Linked DNA regions of Mus musculus: region 1 is linked to region 2. A link is a loop called in an ENCODE intact Hi-C map of the cell type or tissue named here. Cell type or tissue: gastrocnemius. All regions are shown on one strand. Links, peaks and the distances in the headings refer to the core of each region. The heading gives the core; the rest is flanking DNA.

What was found. A loop is a pair of places that touch in the nucleus more often than their neighbours do. Peaks named below come from ENCODE experiments on the same cell type or tissue, not always from the same donor. Only the 100,000 strongest peaks of a DNase experiment are listed, where the experiment ranks them.
Region 1: it touches region 2 in a loop (2.1-fold over the local background); 4 of 42 quality-filtered maps call a loop at or near these places.

What each region holds. Positions count from the first base shown.
Region 1 is chr17:26,644,524-26,654,126 of GRCm38, forward strand. All of the region lies in intron 9 of Ergic1 (endoplasmic reticulum-golgi intermediate compartment (ERGIC) 1), which reads left to right. Gm41553 (a long non-coding RNA gene) reads left to right here. Exons shown (of 2, transcript XR_876696.2): 2 at 1-8,333. Among named protein-coding and RNA genes, the nearest start is that of Gm41553, 7.6 kb to the left of the region's middle. In gastrocnemius, for the core only: CTCF peaks have their summits at 5,253 (motif pointing left) and 6,610; a DNase peak (open chromatin) is centred at 6,430; H3K27ac peaks cover 2,448 bases.
Region 2 is chr17:26,272,326-26,281,928 of GRCm38, forward strand. Luc7l (Luc7-like) reads left to right here. Exons shown (of 10, transcript NM_028190.3): 6 at 3,349-3,525; 7 at 5,221-5,309; 8 at 7,008-7,037; 9 at 7,636-7,803; 10 at 9,300-9,603. The coding sequence ends at 9,441. Among named protein-coding and RNA genes, the nearest start is that of Luc7l, 24 kb to the left of the region's middle. In gastrocnemius, for the core only: a CTCF peak has its summit at 4,581 (motif pointing right); a DNase peak (open chromatin) is centred at 4,570.

The sequences.
Region 1 (9,603 bases), core at 1,077-9,076, 370 kb after region 2:
CTGCTGGAATGAGGCCCCATAAATCCTCAGGCTTGCTAACCACACCACTCCATGGAACCTCCTGACATTAACTTGGTTTGTTTCTGGAAGGCCTCAGGCTGCCATCTTGGTTGCCATGACAACTGTAGGGGTCAGCTCCTGAACCAGCTGGCTCCTGGCAGATTGCGTCATTGTGGAGCTTCAAAGCCTCTTGTCAAGAGACAGCAGATGTGAGGATGCTGCTGGCTCTCAGACACACTGCACAAAGACCCCTGGAGCCTGTGGAGGGTGGGTGGTGCTGTGGCATAGTGGAGACACCTGCCGCGGACTTCTCTTCCTCGGCTCTTAATACCAAACACTTGCGTGCGAAGCTCTAAACTCCAAGTGAGTGCCCTCTGCAAATAGCCCTGGGTGTGGGGGGGTGCTTAGGCCAAGATGTCATGTGACGACTTCAGAGGAAGGGCAGCAGCTGTGGATGGCATAAGGGGCAGAGCTTTTTCACATACCTGATACCTGGCTGATTCTGGACTCTTCAGAGTCAGTCTGCAGAGGACATGCCCTACCACACCCAGTACCAGGCTGCCCAAGGCTTCTCTCTCTGGACCTCACAACACCTCAGTCAAACCTACACCTGTTACCAGAGCATTCTTCCCCAAAAAGAATAAGCCTTGCATTTGGCAGTGTGCACGTGCCTACATCTCCCCCACCCCCACTCCTCCATATCTGTCCCAGCCCCCCCTCCTGCTGTCAGCTGAGATTGCCTGTAAGTGGGTGTGGTGACAGATTGGGTGACTTGAGGTGTCAGATCTCTGTCTTTGCATGACTTATTTTATCTGAGAGAGGGAATACCCAGAAGCCTTAAGGTGACAAATTGAGTTGGTGACTGTAAGAGCTCTCGCCCACCAGAAAGTACAGCGGCTGATGGCATGCGCCCTTTGAACGCTATCATGCGGCTGTTTCAACTGAAGAGACACTTAGGGGCCGCCAGATGAGGGAATTTTGCTGGAGTAAGCCCCACCCACTTATATTCTTCCCACTGTCACGCTCCCCCCCCACACCTTGCTTTTCTTCCCAGGAGAAGAATGCCCCATGCCCCATGCTGGAGATTGTACCTCACAGCTGCCAGGGCCAGTTATAGCCTCTGGGTGTCATGATTCACTTATCAGTGTCCCCAGATTGCAGCACAGGGCCTGGCCCAGACTCAGTGTTCACAGATGTGTAAGGGACAGCTGCTTACGGAGGTGATAGTGACTACCTTTATTAAGTGCCTGCCACGTATCAGGCAATTTTGTAATTAGCCCTTAACCTTCCCAGGAACCTCTGAGTAGATTCTAGTTTGTGTTTTAGATATGAGTTCAACTAAGGCTCAGAGAAGTAAAGAAACTCTTCCAAGACCACACAGCTCGTAAATGATGAGCTGGGACTTGAGCCCCGTGCCCACCAACATCTTCTCCTCACCACATCCATCTTCACAAGCAAGGGCTCTCAAGAGTGGCACAGCCACAGAGGCCCTGGAAGTCATGACCCTCTTGGTACAGAAGACACCAGTGAGGTTTGCCGGGACCTGCGTCTGTTGGGTGTCTGCCTGCCTTTCATAGCAAGAGCTGAGGAGGCCGGAAGAGTTGGTTGGAACCAGCAGGACTGGGGCATAGCTCAGTGGAAGAGCGCACACTTAGCAGGCAGGAAGCTGGTGTTTGGCCCCTAGCACTGTTTGGCTTAGTTTCATTTGGTTGGTGGGTAGGTCTGAGGCATTAGCTTGCTTGAAAAGAGTTGGGGTATGGTGGTGTGTGTTTGCAACCTCACAGCTGGGAGGCAGAAACAGCTGGCTCCTGGGGCCTCACTGGCCAGCCGGCTTGCTCAGCATGTTCCCAACCAGAGAGAGACCCTGTCCTAAGATAGATGGCTCCTAGGGGTCTGGCACACGCGTGTGTGCATGTTTCTGTACACACACACACACACACACACACACGGTTGGGGGGACAGAGTTTTACACTCATCTAAGGTTATATAAGTTAAGAAAGGGCCACTTTGCTACCTGGACAGGGAACAGTCTCACACCCTCCTCCGAATGGCTGGATTCTCTCCTCTGCCTGCTTCTCTTCCCTGAACCAAGAGCTACAAGTGTGCACACCTTGGTCCCCTCCCGTACCATCACTGTGATGTGCAGGACAGAACAAAACCCAAAGCAGAAGCTCCATGATTCAGGGCTGGGATGTGCAGGGGCCTTGGGATCTGTCCCATCTGGGGCAGCTGAGTGCAAAGGGGTCTTTTGGAGAGCTGTGTGCAGGGCAGGTGGACGGAATGGGGCAGAATGAGGGGGAAGGTCTCACACTCAGGTCTCTAAAGTCGGTTCTACAGGGTGAGAGGGATAGGAAAGCAGGCAGTGGGCACCATGGGAGGTGGGGTGGGGTTTTCAATGATGCGAAGCTTCTAACCTACCAACGTCTGTAAGCAGGGGTTTCAGATATCCTGATTGCAGGATATTTGCTGTGGAAGGCCCTCATAGAAAAACCAAGAAAACAAATACAATAGGCTTAGAAGTTCACCATATACAAGGAGATGCACTGAAGGGCGGGACAAGGTGGTCTAATAGGAAAAACAGGCCTGCAACCTCTCGAACCCAGGCTCGGTGATGCCTGCTTTCTTAATGGCTGCATGACCTTGGACGAGCCGTCTTCTCCCCTTTGGCACAGTCACAGCACTGAGTGAGAAAGAAAGCAGAAGGAAACAGTGTCCCAGGGCAGGCTGTCGGTGCTCAACCAAGGTGCAGCTTTGTGGTAGGGTAGGAATGGGTATTTCAGTTAAGCGCCCTTTCCCTCAGACTGCCCTCCAGTTAGGGACCGAGGATAAGAGGTCTAGAGGACATGACATGCTGAGTGGTAACCACCGCCCCTCCCCTCCTCCCATCCCCAAACTCTCCCGAGCCCAATCATCAGCTTCCCTTCCCGACGGCCCCCACTCTGACTCTGCGACTTGGGTGTTCTCATCTTCGGCTCCAGCCTGTCTGCCTCCGGCAGCATATGCTGAGACTCGGTTCATTATTTATTTCCTCTGACGGTGCCTTTTCCACAAGCTCTGAAACCTCACTGCCTGCCTGAGGAAAGATGCACAGTTCCTGGCATTTGCAGTCACCTCACCGCCACCCCTCTCGTAGGTGAGAGAAACTGAGGCCCAGAGATGTAAACTAGCCTTCCTGGCCAAAATCACAGAGCTGGCTTCCACCCAGGAGTGTTTGCCCTGGCGCCTGCTTTCAGTCCCTTACCAGAGTGGAGGTGATACAGGCTTTTTCACAGCAAGCCACTGAGGAGTAAACACAGGCTCAGAGGAGGATGTTAGTCCTGGTAGAACACGAACTCCACTCTCTAGCCCAGACCTTCTGTGGCATAAGCAATCGAGGGCCACGGTTACAATGTAAAGAAATACATCTTTTAAAGTTAGGCTAGGGTATAAACTCCAGGACAGAACACTTGCCTGGCATGCTTGAGGCCCAGGTGCTAAAAAAGAAAAAAAATCAAAGCCAATGAACTAGGCTAGGTGAAATGCTAACTCAGCATGTAAAGACACCCACCTCAAGGCTGGTGACCTGAGTTTGATCCCTCTCCCCCACGTGGTGGATGGAGAGACCTGGCTCGTGCATATTGTCTTCTGACCTCCGCGTGGTCGCCACAGTCCATGCATCTGCATGCACATAAGTAAATGTAACTTAAACATGAATTACAAAGTGCAATATTCAGGTCAGAGGACTTCATTCTGGTCAGCACAGAAGGTTGGGAAGCTGTAAGTCTCAGAAAGAAGGTGCTAGACCAGAAGAGAGGTGTGTTGGTGGTTAGTGCTCATTAAAATTGCTGCTTCTGGACACACTGGGGCCTGGGTAGGGAGGCAGGTAAGAGGCAGAGTGTCCTTCTCTGGCTCAGCAGCTCTCCTCCCTGAGCCACCACAGCGAGGTCCCCTTACCCTGGTCATCCCTCTGTCCTGAGGCCCGGTGGAGGCAAGGCCACGGTCGTAAGCACTGAAGTGTGTATGCGTGCTCATAGCCCTTATTTCACAGCACACTGGGGGTAAGAAACATCCCTCCAAGCCAGCTGCTGATGGCAATGACTCAGAGGGCAGAGGTGGGAGGACCTCTGAGTTTGAGGCTAGCCTGGTCTACAGAGTGAGTTCCAGGATAGCCAGGGCTACACAGAGAAACCCTGTGTTTCTTGGAGAGAGACAGACAGCCACACTGATGGTGGACCTAAGCCTGGTTCTACAGACTGACTGTCTTAAGCAGCAAAGTACCTCAAGGCCCCAGGCAGCATTGCCCAGGCTTGGAGACTTAAGGAGCCAATTAGCAAATGCCCGCTCTGTACCAACGACCTTCTATCTCCTCTCCCTTGGCCTTGAATATAAGAGAGCAAGCAATAGGGTTGACCCTGTCCAGACACCAGGGGCTCCCCGACTAGGGAAGTAAGAAGGGTCTCTGACCTAAGGAACCAGGCCCAGAGGGAGGCTCTTCGTTGTGAATACGCCTTGACACGCCCCTGAGACACGTATCCTGGACAGGAGTTACCTGTTACAGCCCAGGCTGACTACAGAGACCCATGGCCAACATGGGTCTTGGGCCACTTCGAAGTCTTCAGAGAATCTTAGTATGCTATTCCTACATGATAGCTTGTCTTCCTCTTAAAGTGCCAGGAGGAAGGGAATGGGGACAGAAGGCTCTAAGAAGTAATCGGTAGGATTCCACACATTTTTTTTTCTTTTCTGATTAAAGTGGATCTCGGTACATAGAAAGCACCACACTCGGCACCAAGGTTGGAGCCTGAGATCATTTACTGAGCACCTACTGAGTTCCAGGTACACTGGAGGTCTGCTCTGCAGAATGACTGTCAGTGAAGTCAGGGTGCTTTTCCTGTTTATAGATGGGACAGCTGAGGCCCTGAGAGACGTGTGCATGGCAGCCACGGCTCAAGCCCCAGGGGATGATTTCTGTCTCCTGTGCCAGCCAGGAAGGCCCAGACTCCCCAGCCCTCACCTCCGGCCTGCCCTGGTTAGTTGTATTGAGGAACTTCCACTCCATCTCTATAGTTATTCGTTTATTCATGTGGACCTTGGGCCCTCCCTGCAGGTCAGGGCGATGCTGAGTGTCCAGTGGCCTGTCCCCTCTCCTGGCCATTCTTAGCATCCCTCCTGCACCATCTCTAGCTTTATCTCACAACTGCTGTATTCATTTTTTCCCATGTTGCCCAAGACATCATCAGTGGTGAAGGAGGACCATGACGCCCTCGTGTGGCCCACAGCTTCATTTCCCATGTAGGAGCCCTGACCTTCTCAGAATAAAAGATGACCAAGAGTGGCAGTTTCCCCAGTGAGTCCCAGTGTGGTATCTCCTGGTGCTGGTAGCTGCCATGTCCCTTTGTGTGTCAATTCCAGGATACTCCATGCTTCAAGCCCCTTGCTTGTGCCTGTGACTGTCACCCACCTCACTCTAGTTAGGATTAAGGATGGGGATGAGATCAACAATGTCCTTAGGGCTTGTTTCCATAGCTACAGTGTGAACATACTGAAAGGGAATTGTCTGACATAAATGGTTCGTAGATCTTAAATAATATTACTATAATCATACTATTTCTATTTTATTATCCTTTGTCTTTTATTGTGCCTAGTTTGAAAACTAAGGAATTAGTACTACTATTTTAAAAGTGTACATTTAAATATTAAGTTTGAAGCTAACTAGTTCTGTACACCAGGCTGAGGGAGCACTGTAGTGAAAGCAAGGGTGGGCCCCTAGAATCTCCTCAGCACTTCAGATGCCCCCGAGCTCTATCAAGATTCCTGTCTTCCTTGCAGCCCACAGAATCTAGTCCTTCAGACACGCCACAGGAGTGGGTTAGCTGACATCAGGAGGTAAACCTGGAGGGTTACTGCAGCATCCCTGGAGCCTCCAGGCTGACAGTGACTTACACTGGGATGGGGCTCTGGCATAGCTTACATGCTCCCTCAGTTTCCCCAAAGGCCGCATCTTCTTGTGGGCCTCAGTCATGGGTCATCTCCCTCTAACCTGGGCCAGCCCAGTGAAAGCAGACCTTAAGACGGTGCCAGGCTTGTGTGAGTCATAGGAACCCAGGCTCCGAGTTGTGTGTGGATGAAGGCAGATGGCAGGGTTATTTTTTATTTTTTGCTCCATTGCACTGAAGTCACATTTTCCTACCCAAGCTCTAAAAGCATTCTGTGGTATAAAATCTGCCATCATCTGACCCACGCTACCGAAATAAAGCAGCTCACTGCCGTCATTCTCCCTGAAAAGTGCCTCTGTGTCATGCGCCAGGACTGGTGGGGAGAGGCCTGGCCTGTTTAAAAACACTTCATCATAATCCCCACAGCGTCCCCCATCCTCTTAGCTCCCTGGGGGGCTGCTCGGGTTTCTCAGGCTGTTATTACTGGAATGTCAGCTGCTCTGCTTCCAGGCCATCCACACAGACCTGCTCTGTCTTAGGCCTTCGCCGCCTCCGCTTAGCTCATTTTACGAAAACACCATTTCAAAGATAAATGCCAATGTGGCCTGCTTTCCTGTCACTGTCTCTGTGTCCTCTGGCTTCCCACCCCTTGGCATCAATTGATCCATTAGGGCACCACTGCCACCCAGAGTCCTGTGGTGGTTATGTGTCATTGATATCTGTCTACAGATGCATACCCAGAAAGTGTGTGTGTCTTTAATCCCTGCATATGAGAGGCAGAGACAGGTGGATCTCTGAGTCTGAAGCCGGCTTGAGCTACATACTAGATAATCTGGGCTACCCAGAGAAACCATGTCTTAAAAACAAAAAATAAAATAAATATAATATATATGAATGTGTATGTAAGGCATACATAAGTTAAGTTGCAAATGGACTTTCACAATTTAGCTAGTACAGCTGCTCCTCCATGTGTGTCGGAGTTACATTCCATGTTCTCATCTTAAATTGAAAATAGCAAAATAAAAAGTATACTTAGGGCGCTGGGCATGTAACACATGCCTTTCATCCCAACACTTTGAAAGCAGAGGCAGGGGATCTCTGAGTTCAAGGCCAGCCTGGTTCACGTAGTGAGTTCCAGGACAGCCAGAGCTATGCAGAGGATACCCCATTTAAATGTGTGTGCGTATGTGTGTGTGTGTATATATACAAACAATATATAATTTATATATTATTTTATACATTAATACATTGCAAATTAGGTATAAGCATTTATATAATATTTTAATGTTATATGTAAATAAATACATAGCAATATAATATTATGTATTTAGTAATATAATATTGTTAGTATAATATTTTATATAATTATATGGTATAAATATTTAATATACATAAATTATAATTTTTAGAACATATGATATATTTATATGGGCTGCAGAGATATCTGGGTAGGTAAAGTAATTGCCCTGTAAATGAGGGATCCAGAGTTCAAATCCCTAGAGCCCATGTAAAGCTAGGCTCAGTAACACACGCATCTGTAATCAGTGGTAGAATGGGAAGCAGAGACAGGAGAACCCCTGGAAGCTCTGTCTCAGACAAGAGGACTAACATCCAAGGTTGTCCTCTGGCCTCCAGATGAGCTGGGTGGCATACGTGCATCCACAATCTTATACACGATGTACACATACACATTATACAGACACAAAAATGTCTTGTAAAAGTATAGATTTAATACAGGTGGCCTACCCAACACTGTGGCTTTGCCCACTTACATACATTAGCCTAATCATTCATGTATTTATATATATATATATATGTGTGTGTGTGTGTGTGTGAATACGTGTGTACACGCGCACACACACATACGAATGAATGAATATCCTACAGGCTGTGCTGTGGTCCAGCTAGGCCAACAATGGCTGTCTACCTTCAGAAAATCCAAGAATCCAGTAGTTATTCAATCCACAAGACTGGATGTCCCAGCTGGTCTTCACTATATGCTGGAATTCTAAAGAATGTGTTAATGCCCATGAAGGAATGGACTTCCCAGCAAGAACAAGAACAAGCAGGCAAAAAGAGGGCTTCCTTCTTCCATGTTCTGTATATAGGCTACCAGCGGAAGGTGTGGCCCAGATTAAAGGTGGGTCTTCCCACTTCAAATGATTTAATTAAGAAAAAAAATCCCTCACAGATGTAGTCAAGTTGACAACCAACAATAGCCATCACACCTGTAGTTGGTCAGAGGCACTGAATAGGAGGTCTGTTTTGCAGTGAAATGTAAGAACGTGGCCTTCAGTTTACTGAACATTGTCCTGCAGTGGAGAAATGGTGGTTACAGACATGCCTTTGCACCACCGTAAAGCTGGACAATAGTAAGTCAAATCTGAGGGGGCCCAGGCAGGGAAGCAAACCCTTGAAGAATAAGAATGAAAACTCTTATTGGTTTGGTTTGGTTTGGCTTCATCCACCTGCATCAGACTCCAAGGAGTCTAATGGCAGTGCTTTGTTGCTGGCATGTTTAAAACACAGTACAGTTTGGGAAAAGGTTTCAGGCAACAACCAGTCCAATTCCAGGGGCCCATAAAGCTTTAGGTGTGGCTGCATAGAAGCTCCTTTGTGAAGTACATGTGACCACGAGGGTGGCTTCTATAGCTAAAAAGGCCTAGAATCTAGTGTGGTCTCTGATAGATTGCATAGAGGTAAGCAGGCTATTAGGCACATGTGGCATCTCCCCTAAGGTTAGGTTTAACTGGGAGCTAGGGATAAAGGGCTAGGGAGGGAAAGTCTGGGATAATCGTTCTGGGAGATTTGGATGAGGCTGCTGCCACAGATAGCACAAAGGTCATTAATGATACCTGTGCCCATCCCTCTGGGCAGGAAAACAGGTATTTTATTGGAGAGAGGCCCCTGTGTGTTTAACATTCCCGGTTCTCTAGTGCTCTGTGGGCACAAGGACCTCCATGATCCCAACACAAATCAAAGGCTTTATGCTATTCATTTAGATGGGGCATTTCTTACGGAAGAGGCAGTCAAGTTAAGAGCAAAGACTCAGCTGGGTATAGTAGTGCATGCCTGTGATCCGGGAACTTGGGAGATAGAGATGAGAGACTCAGAAGTTTGTGGTCATCCTGGTCTATATGAGTTTGAAATTAGCCTGTCTCAGGGAATTAAGTCGCAAATTTACAAAATGAGTAAGTAAAAAACACGGGCTCTACTATTTTGAGTCCCAGTTCAGCCATTTGTTGAACATGATTTCAGCCCTCTAAACTACTACTGTTCCTTAGCCTCGTGATAGACATTTAAGGGGGTTTGGGGGTCACTAGCCTGGAGAGATGGCACAGTGGTTAAGAGCCACTGGCTGCTCTTCCAGAGGTCCTGAGTTCAATTCCCAGCACCCACATTGGTAGCTCACAACCATCTGTAATGGGATCTGATGCCCTCTCCTGGTGTGCATGAAAACAGAGCACTCATATCCATGAAATAAATAAAGGAAAAGGACTGGAGAGATGGTTCAGCAGTTAATAGCACTATTCTTCCAGAGGTCCTAAGTTCAATTCCCCGCATGGTGATTCACGACCATCTGTAATGGGATCTAATGCCCTCCTCTGGAGTGTCTGAAGACAGTTACAGTGTACATAATTTATACTTAAATAATTCTTTTTTTAAAATAAACCTTTAAAAACACACA
Region 2 (9,603 bases), core at 881-8,880:
TGTCAGAAGAGGGCATCAGATTCATTGGGAATTGAACTTGGGACCTCTGGTAGAGCAGCCAGTGCTCTCAACCTCTGAGCCATCTCACCAGTCCCCATGTTGGCTAGTTTTTTTTTTTTTTTTTTTTTTTTTTAAAGATTTATTTATTACATGTAAGTACACTGTAGCTGTCTTCAGAAACACCAGAAGAGGGCGTCAGATCTCATTACAGATGGTTGTGAGCCACCATGTGGTTGCTGGGATTTGAACTCTGGACCTTCAGAAGAGCAGTCAGGTGCTCTTACCCTCTGAGCCATCTCACCAGCCCCGTGTTGGCTAGTTTTATGTCAACTTGACACAAGCTGCACTCATTTGAGCAGAGCAAACGCCAATTGAGAAAATGCCTTCAGAAGATGAAGTTGTAAGAAGTCAAGCCTGTAAGGAAGCCTTTTCTTAGTGATTGTTGGCAGAGTAGGCCAGCCCTGGGCTGATGGTCCTGGGTTCTGTAAGAAAGCTGGCTGTGCAAGCCAGTAAGCAGCATTTCTTCATAGCTTTTGCATAGCTTCCGCCTCCAGGTCCTGGCCCTTCCTTCAGTGATAGACTATGATGTGGAAATGTAAACCAAATAAAAATAAATCAGTTTTTTTTTTTTTTGGTCTTGTTTCAAATAGCAATAGTAAGCCTAATTAAGACAAGATCTTACTCAGTTTAGTGCTATAGGCTTCCATTTTATCCACAGAGAACATTTAATGGTAGTTTCTCAATTTTTAGTGGATGTTTACATTAAATTGTTCTAAAGTGGTGACTTGTTCTTAAATACCTGCTGTCACAGGGTTTTCTAGGCCATTACCTGGAAGAATTCCTGGGTACTGGTGCGCATGGAGGCGTTCTTTCTGTTTAATTGTGTGTGTCCACAAGCATGCATGCGTGCACAGGCATGCACTTAGGCTGAGACAATTACATTTTAGGGAGTTCTAGATTATAGACTAGTATCTCTATCTCTCTCTCTCTCTCTCTCTCTCTCTCTCTCTCTCTCTCTCTCTCTCTTTCTCTCTCTCTCTCCCCCTCTCTCCTCCCTCTCTCCCCCCTCCCTCCCTCCCCCTCTCTCTGCATGTGTGTGTGTGTATATATAATACACACACACACACACACACACAGTCTTTTTAAAAAATGCTTTTTTTTTTTTCTCCCTTAGATATTTTCTTTTTTTACATTTCAAATGTTATCCCCTTTCCTAGTTTCCTCTCAGAAAATCCCCTATCCCTCCCCCTGCTCCCCAACCCCCGACTCCTGCTTCCTGGCCCTGGCATTCCCCTATACTGGGGCATAGAATTTTCCCAAGACCAAGGGCCTCTCCTCCCATTGATGGCTTAGGCCATCATCTGCTACATATGCAGCTAGAGACACAAGTCCCACCATGTGTTTTCTTTGGTTGGTGGTTTAGTCCCAGGGAGCTCTGGGGGTACTGGTTAGTTCATATTGTTGTTCCTCCTATGGAGCTGTAAACCCTTTCAGCTCCTTGGGTTCTTTCTGTAGCTCCTTCATTGTGGACCCTGTGCTCTGTCCAGTGGATGACTGTGAGCATCCGCTTCTGTGTTTGCCAGGTACTAGCAAAGCCTCGCAGGAGACAGCTATATCAGGGTCCTGTCAGCAAAATCTTGTTGGCATTTGCAATAGTGTCTGGGTTTGGTGGTTGTTTATGGGATGGATCCCAGGTAGGGCAGTCTCTAGATGGTCCTTCCTTCAGTCCCTGCTCCAAACTTTGTCTCTGTAACTCCTTCCATGGGTATTTTGTTCCCACGAATGCTTTTCTTCAATGATTTTGCAGCAGTTTTTTTTTTTTTTTTAAAGATTTATTTATTTATTATATGTAAGTACACTGTAGCTGTCTTCAGACGGGCGTCAGGTCATGTTACAGATGGTTGTGAGCCACCATGTGGTTGCTGGGATTTGAACTTCGGACCTTCGGAAGAGCAGTCGGGTGCTCTTACCCACTGAGCCATTTCACCAGCCCCTTTGCAGCAGTTTTTAACTGGAGTTCAAGTACTAGTTACAGTGTTCCTGATTTCTTTCTGTTTGATGTATTTTGCTTTGAGGCAGAATGAGAGATTTTTCTATATACATTTTTTTTTTTTTTTTGAGACAGAGTTTGTCTGTATAGCCCTGGCTGTCCTGGAACTCACTTTGTAGACCAGTCTGGCCTTGAACTCAGAAATCCACCTGCCTCTGCCTCCCGAGTGCTGGGATTAAAGGCGTGTGCCACCACCGCCCGGCTTCTATATACATTTTAGTATTCTTGGAGGATGCATCTTATGTGTTGTGTACTTTTCTCTTCAAGGAAAGTGTTGGTGATTGGGCCTTTTCACCGGAACTTTTAGACCTGCATTTGATATAGCCTGGATATTAGGACACAATTGCTACGACTGCTCTAGTTTTTGCTTACTTTTAAAATATTTATTTTAATTCTGTCTGAAGGGCTATATGCATGTGAGTGTAGGTTGCTGAAATGAACTAGAGGCATTGGATTGCCCTTGAGTTGGAGTTATTGGTAGTTGCGAGCTGCCTACCATGAGTGCTGGGAATTGATCTATTTCAGTTCTTCTGCATGAACAGTATAGATTCTTTTGCTGCTGTTCTTTTGAGATAGGGTTTTTCTGGGTAACAGCCCTGTGGCTGTCCTGGAACTCATGTTGTAGATCAGGCTGACTTCAAATTCACAAAGATTCACCAGCTTCTGCCTCCTGAGATTAAGTGTCTGTGACCACACCCTGGGAGCAGCATACAGTCTTGAGTACAATCTCTCCAGCTCAATTTTTTTTTTCAAGTTAAAAAAATATGTATTTGGGTGTTGTCTTTATTGGTGTATTTATTACTTGTGTTTAGTGTTCTCAGAAGCCAGAGAAAAGCACCAGACCTGTCACTGGTGTCACGGAGGGATGATTGTTAGTCTCCCGTGGCTGCGGGAGCCACCCTAGGTCGTCTTCAGCCCCAGGCTTTATTAGATTTTGGGATCTCTTCCCTATTCTTGTTCAGAAACATATCTTCCCTGCTGATCTCTGAGAACAGTCCTTATCTCCATGTTTGAATTGTCTTTGTTTCTTTTGATGAGACATAAATGTTTTTTGTTTGTTTGTTTGTTTTTTCATTTTTCAAGACAGCTGTGTGACTGTCCTGGAGCTCAGAGAACTACCTGCCTTTAATGTTAGTTAAAAAAAAAAAGTGAAATTGAAGTTTCCAACATAACCTAAAGCTGAACAACCCAGTTTCAGTATGTAGTAAAACGTCGCCTATGTTTCAGGTTTTGCCACTTGGACGACCTTTGCAGTGTGACAGTTCTGAAATGCCTCATCTTTATGTTTTCCCCCATAGGAAGAATATAGAAATTCCATGCCTGCATCCAGTTTTCAACAGCAAAAACTCCGTGTTTGCGAGGTTTGTTCAGCTTACCTTGGTCTCCATGACAATGACCGTCGGCTTGCAGACCACTTCGGGGGCAAGTTACACCTGGGGTTCATTCAGATCCGGGAGAAGCTTGATCAGTTGAGGGTAATGTTAATATATTTTGTTTCTGCAGAGCTCCTGGGAGTCTGGTTACTTTTAGCTTTAATTTTAAAAAGTTATCTGTATTCTTTAAGTTGGATTTGGACATGTTTCTGTGTTGTTTGTTTCTTTTTGTTTTGTTGTTTGTTTGGGTGCGAGAAGCAGGTGTGGCGGCGAGGGCCAAGTTGGTTGCTGCCTCGCCCGAGCATGCGCAGTGAGGCTGTATGCGTGGGCTGCCTGCCAGGCTGGACTGTTCCTCGAGATCCCGACCTGTCAGCCTGTCGGTGACTGACCTGAGCTCGTGCCTGGAGCGTGTGTGAATTCTGATTGGATGAGGTGGGGTGGAGCTGGATGAAGTCAGTAGGCACGAGTAGAGGAGTTTTGGGTACAGCCCTTGCCTTGAGTAGAAGCAGCTGTTTTAAGAGAAGCAGTAGTAGAAGCTAGCTGCTGTAAGTAAAGCTGCAAGAAGGAGTAGAAGAAGCAGCTGATGGGGAAGAGAGCTGTAGGGGAAAATCCCTAAGTAAAGAAGCTGCTGCGTGAACCCAAGTCAGTAGCCTCGGGCGACAAGGGCTCGAAGGACCTGTAGCATTTGGGTTTTGTTTTTTATTTTTGATTTATTTTAACTTATTTATCTTCATTTTATGTACATTGGTGTTTTGCTTATGTCTGTGTGAGATTATCGGATTCCCCGAAACTGGAGGTATAGACAGTTACGAGCTGCCATGTAGGTGGTGAGAATCGAACCATGGTCTTCTGGAAGAGAGGCTGGTGCTTTTCTTTTTTTTTTTTTTTTTTTTTTTTTTTGGTTTTTCAAAAGACAGGGTTTCTCTGTGTAGCCCTGGCTGTCCTGGAACTCACTCTGTAGACCAGGCTGGCCTCGAACTCAGAAATTCGCCTGCCTCTGCCTCCCGAGTGCTGGGATTAAAGGCGTGGCCCAAAATTGCCTGACATATTTCTGGGTTTAAAAAAAGAAAAAGTTTCATTTTATGTGTGGGAGAAGTAATTTGTCTGCATGCATATGTTTGTGTACCATATTCTTGCAGTGCCTCTGGAGGCCAGAAGAGGGCAACAGATCCCTAGGAGTTAGAGCCAGTTTTTACTCACATGTGGGCTCTAAAGTTCTAGGTCCCATGGCAGAGCAGCTTACCTGCTGAACTGTCTGTTCAGTCCCATTCTTTCCTTTGTGTTCTCACTGTCCTCTCATCCTCCCTCCCTCAGCATTATTGGTGTGTGTAGAGGTTCTTGACACATTCAAGCTAACTTAAGTTGATGCTGATTTGGTGGTAGAGGTTCTCAGAGCCTCCTGCTTCTGTTGCATATAGGATCAAGCTTGATGAATTGTGCTGATATTATCATAGCACACACCAAATCAAAAGGGAGCTGTTTTCTGGGTACCTACATCTCTACTCCCAACAGCAGGGTGCTATTGCTTTTGGTCTGAGTTAAGTTTCTTTAACTAACATTTCTTACTACAAAGCTTATGGAGAGGCTGTAGGAGGAACAGTTTATGGCTTGGTTTGAAACATTGTGATTTAAGCCCTGTGTCTTAGAAGTTCAGCCCCTTTTCTGTAATTTGTCACCAAATGTAGAAAATGATGGTTAATTTTTTTTTCATGTGTTCTGTTAGCTTTTAACTGAGTAGAATATTGTTTCCTAAAAGCTGTTGCTTCTCCTTATTTTCCCATTTTTTCATTTATTTAGAAAACTGTGGCTGAAAAACAGGAAAAAAGAAATCAGGATCGATTGAGGAGAAGAGAGGAGAGAGAGCGAGAAGAGCGCCTGGGCAGGAGGTAAGCATGGGGGCTAGCCTTAGGAAACTGCTGTTGCTGTTTTGTGACTTGGAGCCATCAGTGTTTGAAACATATAAAAGCATGCATTTATTTATTTTGAAGCAGGGTCTTACTAATGTAATCCGGACTGGCCTAGAATTTACAGATATGTGCCTGCTTTTGCTTTCCAAGGGCTGAGATTAGGGTATATGCCATCACACCTGGCTCCAGTGTAGCCTTTAAAAGCAAAACCTATGACATATTCACTGTGGTGAGGTGCAACACTGACTGATTGGAACTAGGGAAGGAGGAGCTGACAAGGGTCCCCTCTCCCTTTTCCTCTTACCCCCTCTGTCCGTGTGTCCCTCTCTACCCCCTACAGTTGCCCTGTATAGCTCCAGCTGTCCTGGGACTTGTTCTGTAGACCCCTGGCTGCCCTCAAACTCAGATCCACTTGACTCTGCCTCCTAAGGACTGGGATTAAAGGTCTGTCCCACTGCTACCCAGCCATCTTTTAACCTCACCCAGACAGCTCCTCTGACAGCTGGCCATGGAGCCCTTATCAAATAGGGAAGGCAAAAGTGGATCTACTAATGGTAGCTAAGCAGCAGTCTCATGGCAGTGCCTTGAAGGGAAATCATCAGCTTTGGACTTGAGGGTGGAAGCTTTGTATGGCTGTCTTTTTTCTTTTTAATTGGTTATGTGGGATCACTGGACAGACTCCCATAAAATATGTGGTTGGAATATGTTCTTGCCCATTGAGAAGCAAAATGTAAGGTGTTTGGCAAAAGCCTCCACACCAGTGAGGCACTAACGGGAGTTAAGAGGCAGGAAGAGTGTGGGTGATAAGGTCTGGGGTAGGCGGTCTGGAGTAGAACTGACTGGACTTGGTGACTGTTTAGGAAGGAATGAAGTTGGCCTCACGGTTTCTTTTCTTCTTGGTCTTTTGATACAGTGTTTTTCTGTATATCCCATGCTATTGTGGAACTAGCCTTGTAGATCAGGGATCTGATTGTCTCTGCTTCTCCATGCTGGGATTAAAGCATGTATTATCATGCCTACCTGGCCTTTCTGGTTTCTTTTTTTTTTTTTTTTTTTTTTGGTTTTTCAAGACAGGGTTTCTCTGTATAGCCCTGGCTGTCCTGGAACTCACTTTGTAGACCAAGCTGGCCTTGAACTCAGAAATCCGCCTGCCTCTGCCTCCCGAGTGCTGGGATTAAAGGCGTGCGCCACCACGCCCGGCTTGCCTTTCTGGTTTCTGATCTGGAGTTGTTCCTTACCTAGAACAGGGAGGGTGGAACCAGGAATAGGAGTTAGAATTTGCTGTATTCAGCCGGGCGTGGTGGCGCACACCTTTAATCCAGAGGCAGGCGGATTTCTGAGTTCGAGGCCAGCCTAGTCTGCAAAGTGAGCTCCAGGACAGCCAGAGCTATACAGAGAAACCCTGTCTCGAAAAAACAAAAACAAAACCAAAACAAACAAACAAACAAAAAAAAACAACAAAAAAAAGAATTTGGCTGTATTCAATTTGAGATGCCTGAGAAGTACTCCGATAAATATTTGGGATTAATTTCAAAGAAAAGATCAGAGCCAGACTCATCTATGCACTCTTGAAGCATCTCACTAAGTTGCCTTAGCTGGCTTCAGATTCACGGAGATCCATTTGCCTTTGTCTCTTAGATGGATTAACATTTTTCATCTATTTATCTTTCTGTTTAGGTCTGGATCAAGAACCCGAGATCGCAGAAGGTAGGTTTCAAGATCTATCACAGGGCTCTCAGGTTGAGTGCCTTTTTCTGTAAAAACATTTAACTGATGTTCACAGCCTCACAAGACTGTTTTGTGAAGAGTATAGATGTTAGGGTTTAGCACAGTAGAAAGATACCACGTGGACTCCCATGCTCTCACACATACGCTGCCACTGCTGGGGTGAGGGGAGACCCCGTTGAAGAGCAACTAGGAATGTCCAAGTCCTTTTTTGTTTTTGGGTTGGTGGTGGTTGGTTTTGTTTTTTGAGATGGGGTTTCTCTGTATAACTTGGCTGTCCTGGAATTCTTATTGAAGAGGCTGGCCTTGAATTTAGAGATCCTCCTGTTTCTGCCTCCCAAGTGCTGATATTAAAGGCATATGCCACCTTACCTGGCCAAGACCTATGTTTTCAAGAAACATTCAGGGGAAAGATACGGCCTTCCGATTAATTCAGGGGACTTTCACTTCCAAATTGTACATTGTAGGAGGAAAAAGGAATCCCAAGAACCCTGAAGGCCAATAGATGCTGAGAGTTGAGGAACGAGGGTGGTTTGATCCCAGTGACATCTTAGCTTTCAAAATCATCTGGGTTTTCCAGGTCACGCTCCCGGGATCGTCGACGGAGGCGGTCTAGGTCTACCTCCAGAGAGCGGCGGAAGTTTTCCCGTTCCAGATCCCGAGATAGATACAGGCGCCATCGCAGCCGTTCCCGGAGCCACAGCCGGGGTCACCGCCGGGCTTCCAGGGACCGGAGTACAAAATACAAGTAACTACTCTGACTCCTCAGTAACTTCAACCAGGAGTGAGCCCTTTGTCTCTGTGTTCCCAAGATCTGCTAAGATCTGTCATCCTTGCCTTTTGGCCATTACATCTGGTAGGGACAAGGTTGGGCTTGTGGGGATGCAGGTTCTGGGTGACTAGCACCCAGTGTTGGTGCCCCGAGGAATAGAGAGCGGCACCAGTACAACACTTGGCTGGGATGGGGCAGGGCAGTGAGCTCTCTCACATGGCTCCGCTTTGCTGGGCTTTACCTACTTTAACTTGGTAAAAAGCAGCTGAGATTTTTGTCTTGATCAGGTTTTGCTTAATTACTTCTCTTGGACTTTTTTTAAATTTTTGTTTTGAGACAGGCATTCACTTTGTAACTTAAGTTGATTTGAACTCAGGATCCTCCTGCGTGCTGACATGACAAGTGTTTCTCCCCATGCTTGACCTGTGCCTTTCCATTCCACTTCTTCCATTGTTGTTACATCCTGGGTCATATTTCACGCGCAAAGCTTTGTTGTATTCCCATTGTTTTGTTTCTGTTACACTGAAAACTTTCCTTATTAAAATTCTTTGCTTTTTATTTACTTTTATTATATGTTTACATTAGTGTATTATGTCATGTGTGTTACTGTGTGTGTGTGTGTGTGTGTGTGTGTGTGTGTGTACATGTATTGTTTGGAGGACAAAAAAAGTATTGGATGCTCTGTAGCTGGAGTTACTGATGATTTGGGGATACCCAACTTGGGTGCTGGGAAATTTGCTCAGTTCTTTACAAGAACATCATATCCTCACTTATGTCTCTAGCCCTTATTAAACCTTTTCTTTTTTTTTTTTTTTCTTTTTTATAATATTTATTTATTATATGTAAGTACACTGTAGCTGTCTTCAGACACTCCAGAAGAAGGAGACAGATCTTGTTACGGATGGTTGTGAGCCACCATGTGGTTGCTGGGATTTGAACTCCAGACCTTCAGAAGAGCAGTCGGGTGCTCTTACCTGCTGAGCCATCTCACCAGCCCTTATTAAACCTTTTCTAATGTTACCTTTTATCAGATATTTTGAGACCAAATCTCCTGCAGACTTAGTTACTCCTGTCTGTCTCACCCTCCTGAGTGTGAGGATTACAGGTGTTAGCCACCATCACCAGCTAAAAGGGTCAAATTTTCTTTTTTAAAAGATTAACTGTGTCATCAGAAACCTAATGAAGTCAATCTTGGCCTGGTGCTGATGGTGGTACATTCCTTTAATCCCAGCACTGGGGAGGCAGAACAGGTGAATCTCTTGAGTTTGAGGTCTGCCTGGTGTACAGAAGGAGTTTCAGGATAGCCAGGGCCACATGGAAAAACCTTGTCTTAAAAAGAAAAAAGTGCCTGAATGTGGTGGGGGCATGCCCTTCTCTCATCCAGGGTTGAGGGTCTGCCTTACTGGTTCCTGTGCAACAGCCAGCCAGAGGGAGATGGCAGCCTCTGCTGAGCCTCTGGTTCACTTTCCCAGGTTCTCCAGGGAGCGCTCATTGAGAGAGGAATCCTGGGAGTACGGGCGGAATGAACGAGGGCCCACTGACTGGAGGCTGGAGAATTCCAATGGCAAGACTGCATCGCGGAGGTCGGAGGAGAAGGAGGCTGGCGAGATCTGAATCTGGCTCAGGCGCTGTAAATAGTCTGACAAATGTTCGGCACCGCCTAAATTACCCTTTATATTTGCTGATACAACTCATCTTTTGTAGTTAAAATTTCTATTGTTTGGTCCTAGCTGTGAGTTTCTAGAGTTGTTCAGAGCTGCTTCTGTGTTTGGGGTT